Regions from separate parts of the Homo sapiens genome. Here region 2 is linked to region 1. The links are chromatin loops, found by intact Hi-C in ENCODE. Cell type or tissue: endothelial cell of umbilical vein. All regions are shown on one strand. Links, peaks and the distances in the headings refer to the core of each region. The heading gives the core; the rest is flanking DNA.

Region 1 (6,871 bases), core at 1,193-6,192:
GAATGTAACTGGCTGAAAATCCACATGCTAAGACACATGCACATACAATAAGCAACACACGTCTTGGGGGCCTGGGCACAGCCAACTCACTTCCAACTCTGCCCTTCCCAGGACAGGGCTCACACTTGCCAAGTTGTCAGCCAACAGAGGGTACGTCAACCAACAGAGGGCACAGCAAGCCAAGGGGCCCCTGTCCTCACCACCTTCACCTGGTGAGGTTTGGGTGCTTGGGAGAGACCTCGCTTGCCTCTTAGCCTATTCTCATTGTAAGCCACTAAAGATACCACACCCCAGGCCTGTTGCCAAGGACACCACAGTGGATGAGCACTGGGCAGGGGTCGGTCTCAGCTCTGCCATCAATTCTCTGTGTAACCTTGGACAAGTCACTTCCCCTTTCTTGGTCTCAGTTTCCTCATCCATAAAATAAGGGGGTTCGAATAATAACCTCTAAGCCCCTTCTCAACCTGCAAACCTTCTTGGCATGCCAGCTTCACAAATGCAGATGATTACAGGGACTTAGACCAGATTCCAAGATCAACCTTGGAGGTCAGTTTCAACCAGGATTCCAAAAACTGTTTCCATCCAACCTCAATAGGGATTCCTGATCTCGCATCTCACCCCCTGGTTCTAAGGCAAGGGTAGGCAAACTTTTCTGTAAAGGGCTAGTGGGAGATATTTACTACTAGCCATATGGTAGTAGTTTGAGGGCCATATGGTCTCTTTCACAACGATTCAGCTCGCTGTTGTAGTGAAAGCCTCCGCAGACTACGCAGGCACACTCGTATTATTGCACTTCACTTTATTGTCTTTTGCAGATATTGCATTTTTTATATGAATTGAAGGTTTGTGGCAACCCCGTGTCGAGCAAGTCTATCCGCACCATTTTCATTTCCCCAACAGCATGTGCGAACTTCCTGTCTGTGTCACATTTCAGTAACTCTCAAAATATTCCACCTGGGAGCCTACTGAAAATGCAGATTCTCATTCCCCCCACCCCACTTCAGACCTACTATATTAGTCTGTTCTCATGCTGCTAATAAAGACATACCTGACTGGGTAATTTATAAAGGAAAGAGGTTCACTTGACTCACAGTTCCACGTGACTGGGGAGGCCTCACAATCATGACAGAAGAGCAAGGGACGTCTTACATGGTGGCAGGCAAGACAGAGCGTTTGCAAGGGAACTCCCCTTTATAAAACCATTAGATCTTGTGAGACTTATTCACTATCATGAGAACAGCATGGGAAAGACCCATCCCCATGATTCAATTACCTCCCAACAGGTCCCTCCCACACATGTGGGAATTATGGGAGCTACAATTCAACATGAGATTTAGGTGGGGACATAGCCAAACCATATCACCTACTGACTGAATCAGAATTCCACTGGTAGGGCCCAGAAATCTGTGTTTTAACATACTCTCCAGTTTAAAGCAGTGCTTTTCCAGCTATCTATGGAAAAGAACCAGTTTTTTAAATTTCCAATCCATCACGGACTGATACTTTTGTAAATCTCCATTGTTCCCAACTTTCCACGTGAGTCTGACAACAGCCAACTGCTTTATCACCTGTTCCACAAGATGAGTCCACTGATCACACACCTGGATGCTACAGCCACAACGAATTGCTATGAGTGTTTCTAAGCATCTCTGTACTTATCACAGACCAGTAAAATCAGTCCACGAACCACACTTTGAACTGCTCTAGAAACACAAGGTCTTGTATTCCTTTCTTTGGAGAGTCATCCCTTCCCCTATAATAATTCTTTGGGTGAGGCCAACACCAAGCTCGGAGATGAGCACAGGGCCCAGGCCTTACCAATCTGAGTCTTTACTTGAACATTTTTTGGCACTCTAAGGAAAGTTACTTTTTCTTTATTTGAAGCCTTTAACTCTTAGGACCATGTAAGCCTGGAGTTGCTGGTGGCTATCTTGTGGCCATATAGAAAGAACCTGTCAGAGAATGAAATCAAAACTGTAGAAAGTAGAATAATAAATAGTGTCCTGATGATGTTTGAGACCTGGATCCAGCCATACCTGAAGCTATGAGATTTACCCCTGGACTTTTCAGTCACATAAACCAACAGACTTCCTCTAACCCTTAAGTTAGTTTGAGTTGGGTTTCAGTCCCTTGCAATTTATTGGTGCTGAGTAATAAGCCTTCAGATATAATGAGTATCTGGAAGACTCAAAATGAAAACCTATATGCAAAGGCTTTGCAGTAAAGTGCTACACTGTCAGGACACCACAGCAAGATGGGGCAGTACTATTAAAGAACTTCTGTCCTCAGCCTCCACCACGAAGTTGGATCCTCATGAATATTCTAGAATGCCTATATCTATAGCTGATTAGTACATAGTTCAGAAACACCAAAGCACTACCACGCTGCCTGGATCCTAAAGGCAAGCAGGGTTGCCTTGCTTGGGTGAGGACTTCTTCAGAGCTAGCACAGGGTGGCGAACAAGCACAGGCTTGGGTCTGAATCCTACCTCCATCCCCTAGCTCAGAGGTTTTCAGCAGCGGGAAATTTTGGCAATGTCTGTAGACATTTTGTGTTATCACAACTGTGAGGTTACTACTGATTAGTGGGTGGAGGCCAGGGATGTGCTAAATACCCCACAATGCACAGGACAGCTCCCTGCCACACATAATTATTCTGCTCCAAATGGCAATAGTGTCTCCACAGTGGAGCAACTCTGGATGGCTGTGTGGTCTTGGGCAAGTCCCTTTACCTGAGGCCATCAGAGTTAGCTGGTTGCTGCCGGGGATTGGCAACAACGCATGTGAGCACCTGGCCCAGCCTCAGCACACAGTAGGTGCCACAGAAACAGCAGCCACTGGACAGATCCTATCTCCTCTATCAGACTCAGGAAATGATGGGTTTTACTTCTCCGATGACTGAGAAAGGAGATAGGAGGTAGCTGGTGAAAAAGGAACCTTGACTCTCCATTAGCACCAAAGCAGGCAGGAGTTCCCCACTGTCACCGAGCCCTTCGGCCCTGAGCTCCGGGAGGGCAGGGCAGGGCAGGGCCATGCCAGCCTGCTTGCTCTTCCTTCAAGGCTCCTTCTCGGAAGCAGGCCACATGTGTCCCACCAGCACATGCCCGAGGTTCAAATCTCATAACCCAGTCAATTCCTTCAAGACTCATACCCCCAGCGGACTGAGAAACAGGAATGATATTGATAGTTAAGATAAATAAATGCTGTCACTGTTTTCATTCTTTTCGAGTGACATGAAATGGGAACATACTTTCTTAATTAAGAGCCTGCAGTATGTGGACTCTTGGAGGGCAACCAGAGTTTCCCAATAGGAGGTGGCGAGGACACAGGCAGTGAGGGCGGCCCAGCTTCCCTCGGATGGCCACGGGGCCCGAGCACAGCCAGGCCCTCCCACCGGGCTAGGGGAGAGTGGGCGGCCATCCCTGGGGACGGGGAGCGGGGAGAAGCTGCAGCCCGGGTGCGGGGAGGGCTGTCCACCCCACTGAAACCTGCTTGGGACTGTGTGCATTGTTGCCCCAGGCACTCCTAGAGCTCGGGCCAAGGAAAACACACGTTCAATTTCAGAAGTAAGAGCAAGGACGGAACGCGGCTTCCTGAGGAAATGGAAATGCTAACACTGGGGCTCTTGGAAATGAAACCACATGTTGATTGTAAAGGTTGTGAGGCTGGAGTGGGGCGGGGGGGTGGAAGGAGGGGGGTGTCCAAAGGGATGCCTGGAACCATCTCTCCACCAACTGAAGGTTTATTTTATTTTATTTAACTTCATTTTCCCAAAATACCAGGTTACGGGGGGCTGTGGCAGAGAAGGGGGTCCCTGATAGATCCTAATGCAATTTAGGAAATGGACATGGGGAGAGAGGATCAGACAGAGGCTGCCAGCCCTCTACTCTGCCGTATTTCAGGTTTGAAACAATAAACAGAGAAGTGATTCGAAAACAGCTTTCTCTTAAAAATTCCTGCCAAAGCTGGAAAAAACAATCGGGCGTTTGCTCCGAGGAAAAAGCTCTCTGACGTTTGAAAGGCGAGATGGCATCACGGATAACAGCAGAGCTTCCCAGCCCGCCCCTTGGAAGGCGCAGGAGAGGAAAAAGGAAACATTTGGTATGTGGTTAGCAACAGCTGAGTGGCCTTCTATTACTTCAAGAAAGATGTTTTTGTGTGAATAAAAAATGACATATGGTGTGTCACACAAACACACCCAAACCAAGCCCTGCCATCTTCCTGTGCCATTCGTCCCTCTCGTTCTGGGCTCTAGTTTTACGGAATGTCTTGTGCTTGTCACATGTTTCTGTGGGATCGAAATTATTAAGCCCAAGTCTCACAAAGTTTGGTGGCACTTGGAGAAGCCACATGTGAAACCACTGAATCGCAGGGTGTCTGGGCCTGGGCTGCCAGGCAGGGGAAGTGTGGCGGGGACAGTGGGGAGGAAAGAAGGCTCTAGGCTGTGGGTCTGTGGAAGGAAGAAAAGGGTGGGTGGAAGGGTGCTTGTGCGGGCCCCTGCCTCTCTGATGAGGGTCCAGGTCTCTGGCTTGAACCCATCAGATGCAGTCAGGGAGGTATCCAGGAGTCTGGGGAAGGGCTGGGGGCTGAGATGGACAGGACATGGACTATACCATCACCATGAGCAGTAATGGAGCTGCCAGAGTCCGGCAGTGACCTCTATCACCAAGGACAAAAAAGGCAAACAATTTAGATATCTCCTTGCAGTGGGAATGGGCAAAGAACTGGCTGGGTAAACGGAGGGTCAGGGGTGGGGGTGGACTGAGGGAACGGCAGGACCACTTGGCAGGTAGATCCTGATGCTGGACAGGCAGTCGCTGGAAGGGGCCTGGCATATCGGAAAGAAGGTCCAAAGCACTGTGCTCTGAGCCCTCTCCTCTGCCCGGAAGCCCGGCAGGCTGACTGCAACCTCCACTTTTGTGCTAGCCTGGGGACACCAAAGAGGCGTCCGCAGAAAAGGCACCTGGCGCATCAGCAGTGCTGGTGCTTTAAGAGCCGGGGCAAAAAGGAAACACACCCATGCGTGACCTGTGGTTGTTTCTATTTTTCCATATTTTTGAGTTTTTACAAATGAGGGGAAAACAGCTCTCCTAAAAGCACAGCTGCAAAATCACTGAGATCAGGAAGAGCCTGGAAAGCAAAGAACTGTGACTGCCAGACAGCTCTCCTTTCCGTGCGGGGCCTGGGGAATGCGCAGCTGCTCAGAAGAACTTCGGGTTTGTTTTACCCTGCGTGGCCTGTGGCGGGACCTTCCAGTGAGCCGGGACGGGGCACCTGGGACAGCCTTGGTCAGTGATGACCACTGTTTGTGTCTTGAACACCCAGGGCCTTTCCTCACCTGTGCTCCGCCTAAAAGCACCTGGGACACCATCCACTTAGAAGGACATTCTTTCTACAACCTTTTTTCTCCTTGTAAAGAAATTTCATCCAGATACATGCAGTTTTAGAAAGTGAAACTCCTAGGCCACACCCAGACCGACTGCATCAAATCTCCAGGGCGTCAGTATTTTCTTAAAAAGCTCCCTAGGTGATTCCAACACTGCATTAACTGTAAGGTCCAGTTCACCATTTTATCCCCACCACCTGGATCAGTGCCCGGCCCAGGCAGGAGCACAGGTGTTTATCTAAAATGAATGAATGATTGAACAAACCAACAAACAGATCACTGTGACAGGGAGGCCACACGCTTCCAAACTGGGGAGTATATATCTCCAGCCCACGTTCTCCTGATGCTCTGCCAGAAGTGAAGGCCTCCCTGAACCAAGTAGATGATGAGGGCTGTGCCTAAGGTGGCTTCTGTCCAAGGCAACGAAAGGGTCAGCATGGCTCCCTGGGCTCAGGTCCCTGGGCGGAGGCAAGGCTGGGCCAGGCTGCCTGCTGCTCAGAGCTGCAGCACAGTAAGCCCAGAGCCCCCAGAAGTGAGGCGGTCTGAGCCCAGGGGCCCTGCCTGGCATGCCCCTTTCGAGAAAGCACATCGGTGCATGGGACTGGGGCTAGGAGATTGGGCTTTGTGTCCAGCTCCACGTCTGACCCTGCATGACCTCTGACCCATCATTCTTCTCTCTGGACCTTGGTTTCCCCTTTTACAAAATAGGGCTGATGAACAAGGGGGGCTTAAATGCCTCCCATTTCGGTAGCTTCACAGTGGGGCTGTGAGCCTGGTGGGAATGGAGACATCACAGGGCATGGGGCCTTTCTCCAGCGTCAGAGCCCCAAGGAGGGTTCACCACTGCTGGGGATCTTTAAACCCACCCAGCTGCCATCCCCCGCCCCCAGCACCACCCCGCACCTGCGACGTGGCAATACGGCTGGAGCAACACAAGCATGAGTTTAAAGGCAGCATTTCGCAGAGGCCTGGGGCTCTGAGGGGCGCCAAGGAGCCCTGGCTTTCATTTCAGGAAATCTGGGAGTCTTTACTTCCGCTCAGTGCCTCAGTCTCTCCCAAGTGCATTTCAGGTTGACTTCACATGGCAATGCCCAGCCCATCCTTCCTGCACGCTGCCCTGGCCTGCCAGGGAGGACTGGGGGCCCATCTTGCCTTCCAGGGCCCGGGGTCTGGCTTCCCCTGGAGCTATGAGCTAATCAAGCAAAAGCCACGGAGGGCCGGGCCAGGAAACGGCTGGGCAAGCCAGGGACCAAGGCAAATAGCAGCTTCCAGGCAGACCTGGCTCTTCCTGCCCTGGCCCTGCCGAGGCGCCTGGCTTCTTCCTGGGCCACTGGCCGGGGTCTAGCGAGGATCACGGCTGTGCTGGCCAAAAGCAGCTGGAGAAATGAATGCCTCGGAAGGTGGAGGCAACTGATGGTCTCCTGAAAGTCCTGATGTCTCAGGGTCCCAAGACCCCCAGCCACCCTTAATCCTCCCAACATGATCC
Region 2 (6,871 bases), core at 674-5,673, 99 kb after region 1:
AAGGTTTAAACTAAAAGGGTCTTTGTTTGCACAGCAACTCTCTCATAACAATAGGTACTTACAGGCCACAAGTGCCCCAGGCCACCCAGTGAGAGGTGGAACCAAGGCTGGAACCCCTGGGTGCTGACTTCCCGATCAGTGTTCCACCCAGAGGGCGCCAGCTCTCTTAAAGGATGTGAAAGCCCCTCAGCTAAGGGGACAGAGAAACCGAAAACTCTAACTTCATTCAACAGGCAAAAATGAATGGACTCCCTTTGCCTCCAGCTGTGGGCAACAGTCTAGAGGGAGAAATACCCAGCCTGCACCTGCACCTCAAGAGGCACAGCAGCATCACTGAATGGAACAAACACCAAAGAACAGCCAAGTAAAGTCAACTGTCCAGAGCCTCCCAGGTTTCTGACGACCCAGCCACCCTATACAAGGCCAAGGTAACATGCAGAGTTCACTGGTTGGTCACCTTCTGAAGGAAGCACAGGTAAGTGCCCTACAGAAGCTGGGAATGGAAGCTAACGCCTGGGATCCCTCTGTACGCCTCTCGCCAGTGCGCTTTTCCTACAATGCCCACATGCAGCCCCACCCCTGAACACTTATCAGTCGCTAGCTCTATTTCCCAGTCTTGTCAGGGTCAGACATCTCAAAAACAAGTATGGTTTATGTTTCTGTACCATGAGGGAAACCACAGTCTCCCATGTCACCGGGTCAGTGTTCTAATCTCGGTGCTGGCCAGCACCCATGTCCCCTCCTCAGCGGCATGGGTGGGTTGGGACCAGTCTCCAATCAGATGCTGATGGCTAACCAAGCTTTGCTTCAAACCAAGCACCTCAGGGCTCTCTCACTTATGACACAAACCCAGCTCTAATGAGCTGAAGTTTAAAAGAATACATAGGCCAGGCGCGGTAGTTGACGCCTATAATCCGAGCACTGAAGTCCAGAGTTTGAGATCAGCCTGGCCAACATGGTGAAACCCTGTCTCTACTAAAAATACAAAAATTAGCCAGGTGTGGTGGCATGTGCCTGTAGTCCCAGCTACTTGGGAGGCTGAGGCAGGAGAATCATTTGAACCCAGGAGATGGAGGTTGCAGTGAGCTGAGACTGCACCACTGCACTCCAGCCTTGGTGACAGAGCGAGACTCCATCAAAAAAAAGAACACATAGGATTGAGGGAAGGAGACTGTGCAAAAATCTCAACAAGAAATAATAGTGACGGCACTGAAAAACCCCAGATACATGGCTCAGCCACTTAAACACCATTAACCAAATCACGAAACTAGGGTTGCAAAGTAGGTGACCCATGGGGACAAAGCTTGGGGAGATGAGTTCCCCTGTGGGTCAAAGCCGCGGCCCATCCACACTTGTGGCCTGAGGGTGCCAAATGTCTCAGCACCTTGGGAGGGCTTGAGAAAGCCTGGGCTGGAGCGTCTGAAGCTAGCACCCTGCCCCAGACATCCATTACACCATGAATAGATCATGGATGAGTTTATGTAGAATATGTTTTAAACGTCACACGTAGCCTGCAGCTCCTGAGCTCACCCTCTGCTGACCTGCTATCCCAAGGCAGGGCAGCAGAATCCCACAAAGCAGCTCCATCTGGAAAAGACCCCATCAAAGCCCCCTTTTAATGCAACCTGTGATGACCACAACCCCCGACACCACCAGCCTCAGAACAGGTGCCAGTGGACACATCTCAAAATCACCTGCTTTATGCCTACAGTGGAGCTGCCGAGGCACCTTCTGGAAATCCACATTCTGTCTACTCATGACCCCATGTAATCTCCTGCTATCCAAATGGGCCTCTCAATGAGGCTTAAGCCATCGCCGGTCTGGTTTTGTTCATATTCCGAGGCATGGAATACGACTGGCTTGTATGTGGTATCAAAGGGGACTATTATCTTTGGTTCCGTAAAAGAATCCTAGAAGGACTGGGGAGGACTTGGAAGGCGTCAGAGAGGGACTGCCACCTCCCTGCCAAGGGGCTAGCCAGCTTCTGCTTGAAGCCTGCTCAGAGCCAGAATCAACCCTCAGCCTGCGGAGTCCCCTCCACAACGGGCTGGCCTCCCTGTCCCTCCAGGTCTATCAATGCGAGAACAAGTGACACAGACAACTGTGAATATCTGACAGGTCAGGCCTTAAGGACCATGACACCTCCTCTGCTCCCCACTCCAGATTCTGTGGTATTTCCAATGCTCAGCTCATGGGTCAGGGCAAAACCTCTACTATGCAGGGCTCTGTGCTAGGCCCCGCCCAAGCTCTTCACAAACACTAGCACACTTAATGCTCGCAACGACCCCATGAAATAGAGATCTCATCCACTCAGTTTCTTGTTTCTTTCTTTCTTTCTTTTTTTTTTTTTTTTTTGAGATAGAATCTTGCTCTGTCATCCAGGCTGGAGTGCAACTGCATGATCTCGGCTCACTGCAACCTCCGCCTCCCAGGTTTAGGTGATTCTCCTACCTCAGCCTCCTGAGTAGCTGGGATTATAGTCACCCGCCATCATGCCTGGCTAATTTTTGTATTTTTGTAGAGACAGGGTTTCACCATGTTGGCCAGTCTGGTCTTGAACTCCTGACCTCAGGTGATCCGCCCACCTCAGCCTCCTAAAGTGCTGGGATTACAGGCGTGAGCCACCACGCCCGGCCTCATGCACTCAGCTTTACACATGAGAAAAGCTCTGAGTAACAAGTAACACATCCAAGCTCACACAGCTGGTGAGAGCAGAGGCCAGGGTGCAAACCCAGGACCGTCCCATTTAGCATCTATGCCCTGAGCTACCATGCGATTCAGCCGGCACAGGGTCCCATACAAGGCAGAAGTTCAGAACATTTGGAACCATCTCTGCTGAACGGGGCATCACCACTACATCTAGGAGGGCCGCGTCAGCCTACAGGGCCAGAAATCCAGGTTCTATTCCTAGCTCAAGGGGGCCCGCAGGAAGGCTCTTCCCAGCAGAGTCATGAGACTGTGGCAAGCCCACAAAACAGGGCCCCACAGACAAGGAATAAGAGTAGGCATCATGCCAAATGATTTCCACAGATGAACTCCTTCAGCCTCCCGAGTACCTACGAGGTTAGTGCTGTCTTCACAGATGAGGAAACACACACATATTAGGCAAGCAACTTCCCCAACGTCACACAGCTAATCAAAGTGCTGGAGCTGGGACTGGCAACTCCAGAGTCACGCTCCAGAGTCCACCTGCTGCTAAACCTCGTCACCAACCTAGTGCTCACACACCTGTTTTTCCCTGACGAGTCAAAGGCCCCACGTTCCCCTCTTCCATTGCCAAAGGTGGCGACAAAACCCCGCACACACCAGCCCAGCACTGATGGGGTGAGTCATTTACGAGCTCCGGACCATCCAAGGTCTTCAGGTTCAAGGAGCTGGTGACTCAGTGCAGCCACCCCGTCCAGGGCTCCAAATTCCTCTTTGTCAAGTGTGCAGATCTGTATATGCTAAATGTCTGTTTACTAGAGCTAAACAAAGAAGTCAATGCAGGCAAACAAAATCTGTAGGAAACACATTGTTTCAGCCAGTCTCTGGGACAGCAAACAATAGAAGGCAAAAGGCTATGCAGAGAACTTGGTAAAGAGAAACTGCCTTGGAGTTCCCAAACCTGCAGACCCTTGATTGTGTTGGCAGCTCGAGGGGATGAGAGAGCCTCTAAAGAGGCCAGGCGTGTCTGAGAGGGCCTCTCTGAATGACCAGCGCCCAAAGGGCGTGGAGGATGTGGCTGTACACGTGTGGCCCGGGCAGGTTTCCGGTGAACACTCCCTCCCTAACGGCGCCGGCGCCACCCCAGGTCCTGGTGCTATCTGACAGTGTGAGCTTACTTACGAAAGCCCGGTCTGCTATTCAGTCACTTCTAGGCGGGTCCTGTTATTATTATTAACAAAGATAAGATTACGACTAATAATAACACTCATGACATTTAAATGCATTTCATCCTATCGCTTCAGCCTTGCTCTCTGAGGTAGGGTAGAGTTCAAATTCCACATTTGTGTTCCGCCAGGGGCCCAGCATGCCAACTCACTCAAACACAGATGAAATTTCCAGAGCTTTCTTAAGAATGAAGTGAGTTTTTTTCCTTTGCACTAACGTGCCAAGCACACTGCAGTTTGAGCTGCTGGAAGGAAAATGCCTATTGTTACACCTACAAAACCCTACTTAACTCTCAGCTTCACACCTCTCAGGAGAAACTGCTGAAAATCTCCTAGAGACTGCCCCCCAGCTAATTTGTGCATTCCCCCAGCATTTGAGGGTCTTCTGCAGAGAGGGCTGTGGGCCGCATGACAGACCTGCACCTGCACAGAGCAGCTTATGGGCCTGTCATGGAGGTGAACAATTGTCCCCTGGTTTCTTAGGGGATTGGTTCTGGTGCCCCCCTCAGATGGCAAAGTCCATGGATGCTCAAGTCCCTGATATAAAATGGTGTAGTATTTGTATAAAGCCCATGCATATCCTCCTATACACTTTACATCATCTCTAGATTACTTCTAATACCTAATACAATGTAAGTGCTATGTGTATACAGTTGCTATAACGTATTGTTTAGGGAATAATGACAAGGAAAATGTTTGTACATGTTCAGTACAGACCCAAGCATCCTTTTATTTCTGAGTATTTTCAATCTGCGGTCAGTTGTATCCACAGATGTGAAAGTTGCAGATACAGAAGGCTGACTGGACATCAATGAAGGTACAATTACACATTTTGGTGACAAGTGGCAAAGAGATGAACAGAGGACTGTGATGAAGAATGGCAGGGCTGGCAGTGGGCTGCAAAGGAGCCCTGCTAGTTAGGATGCAAATAACAGGCCCCCAAGAAGGTAATATTTATGCCCAACCCTGAATGCCAATGAGCAGTGAAGGAATGTGGAGAGGAGAGCACGGGACTCTGGGCAGAGGGAACAGCAATAGGAAGGTACATTCAAGGTACTCCAAGGAGGCTGGAGGAGCAGACAAAGTGTGGGGGACTGGCACAAGGCCCCCTCCCTCCCAAAGGCCAACACCCCAGGCTTTGGAGCTGGCTGGCCCCCTCCAAGGTGGCTCTGAGAAAGAGGCTTGGAGAGCCAACTCAGCAACTTTTTTTTTTTTTTTTTTTTTTTAAGATGGAGTCTCACTCCATCTTGCAGGCTGGAGTGCAGTGGTGCGATCTCAGCTCACTGCAACCTCCGCCTTCTGGGTTCAAGCAATTCTCCTGCCTCAGCCTCCCAAGTAGCTGGGATTACAGGAGCACACCACCATGCCCGGCTAATTTTTTTGTATTTTTAGTAGAGACAGGGTTTTACCATGTTGGCCAGGCTGGTCTCAAACTCCTGACCTCAGGTGATCCACCCGCTTTGGCCTCCCAAAGTGCTAAGATTACAGGCGTGAACCACTGTGCCTGGCCATTATATCAGTCTTGACCCTAAACCTAACCCTGACTCCCCAGGATGAGAGCACGCAAAGCTCTCTGAACAGGGCCTACCCACGGAAGCCTCATAATGTGAGCCCATTACAGGGCTAACCACACGGGTGCTGCTACCCCAGGAACCCTCGGCTGCATGTTCAGGGACTATAGGACGTCCTCAGGAAACCCCTTCCATGGGTTTGGGGGCTCCCAACATCCACCTGTACCATTCTTGCTTCTCACGGGAAGTAGGCCACAACTATTGTCTATTGTTTGTTCTCCAGCAAGTCACCCTAACTGTCAGAGAAGAGGCTCGTGCTTCAACAAGCAGGGGGAACGCGTCAGGTCATCAAACTTCCTGTGAAAAGTCCCTCTTTGTTTAGAAAAGATGCTGGTTTGTTTCTATGTTTCTGTTAGAGAACAAACAGAAAGCTGCCTGGAAGAGTCTAGAATGAGGTAAGAGAGTTCCAGTCAGCCAGTGGCAGAGGCCCCCAAATCTACCCTGAGCAGAGAGCAGATGTCATCTGCCTGTGACAGGAAGCCCATGGGAAACAGATACCATCTCCCTCTGGGCCCCAAGGCCCATGGGGACTCCGCTGCAGGGTGAGGGCACCCCCTTTGTTATCTACTCACAAGTCACCCCAGAAGTGAGGACAGCTGGCTCCTGGGCCGTGGTGGATGATGGATGAATCCCACCTTGAGATCAAGGCCTGGAGACAGGGCCAGGGTAGCGTTTCTTAGGCACTAAAGAGGCAGCACCAGTCCAACCCTATTCATTACTAGCTCAGCCTTTCCTCAGTGTCCTGAGATGACGAGAATGATAGTGATGACATTGGGGACAGTGACGACAACTGCCATAACAACTACTGCAACAGCAAACACTTGGTCAGCATTTATCACCTGCCAAATCTCAACAACCCTATTATCGTACCCATTTTACAGATGAAAACACAGAGGCTCAGGGAAATTAAGCTGTCGGAGGTCACATCCTAATTGAATCTCAAAGGAGGTAAGGTTCAAATCCAGCCAGCCCAGCATTCTGGCATTTAACCACTAAATCACACCTCGTCTTGGGCAACAAAAGTAGCAAAAGGAAGGACTGGCGCAAACTGTGGCAGGTCCTCAGACATCAGGACCATCTGCTGAAACCAACGGGGCTGCCCAGGGGCAGAAGGAAGCTAAGCTGGGGCTTCTCCGGCAGTGAATTCTCTTTACACCGGAAAACACTGCATGCAAAAAAACAGAAAAACACTGCTTGGGCTTTGTTTTTAAAATAATCGAATTATGTGTACTCAATTTAACACAAAGCTTGTTCTAAAGTTGACTTTGTTCATTCCATTTTCCCATCTGCTGCTTTAGAAGTTGGTGATGGATAAACAACCAATACAGAAAATTTCTGCATCTAGGCGTGTGCATGGAGCTGTGGGTGAGGCCAGTGTCCACAACAGAGACAGTGAGTGCCAGCCGTCTCTACCTTGTTCCTTGCCAT

The links. Hi-C counts contacts between places; a loop is a spot of excess contacts. Peaks named below come from ENCODE experiments on the same cell type or tissue, not always from the same donor. Only the 100,000 strongest peaks of a DNase experiment are listed, where the experiment ranks them.
Region 2: it touches region 1 in a loop (6-fold over the local background); 5 of 110 quality-filtered maps call a loop at or near these places.

What each region holds. Positions count from the first base shown.
Region 1 is chr10:119,367,781-119,374,651 of GRCh38, reverse strand. The region is part of intron 2 of GRK5 (G protein-coupled receptor kinase 5); the gene reads right to left. Among named protein-coding and RNA genes, the nearest start is that of MIR4681, 6.8 kb to the left of the region's middle. RefSeq lists an enhancer at 5,206-5,525. In endothelial cell of umbilical vein, for the core only: no CTCF peak of the experiment used is centred there; DNase peaks (open chromatin) are centred at 3,551, 4,041 and 4,991; H3K27ac peaks cover 2,819 bases.
Region 2 is chr10:119,268,060-119,274,930 of GRCh38, reverse strand. The region is part of intron 1 of GRK5 (G protein-coupled receptor kinase 5); the gene reads right to left. Among named protein-coding and RNA genes, the nearest start is that of GRK5-IT1, 63 kb to the right of the region's middle. RefSeq lists enhancers at 5,602-5,851, 5,982-6,211. In endothelial cell of umbilical vein, for the core only: a CTCF peak has its summit at 3,284; a DNase peak (open chromatin) is centred at 3,480; H3K27ac peaks cover 2,849 bases.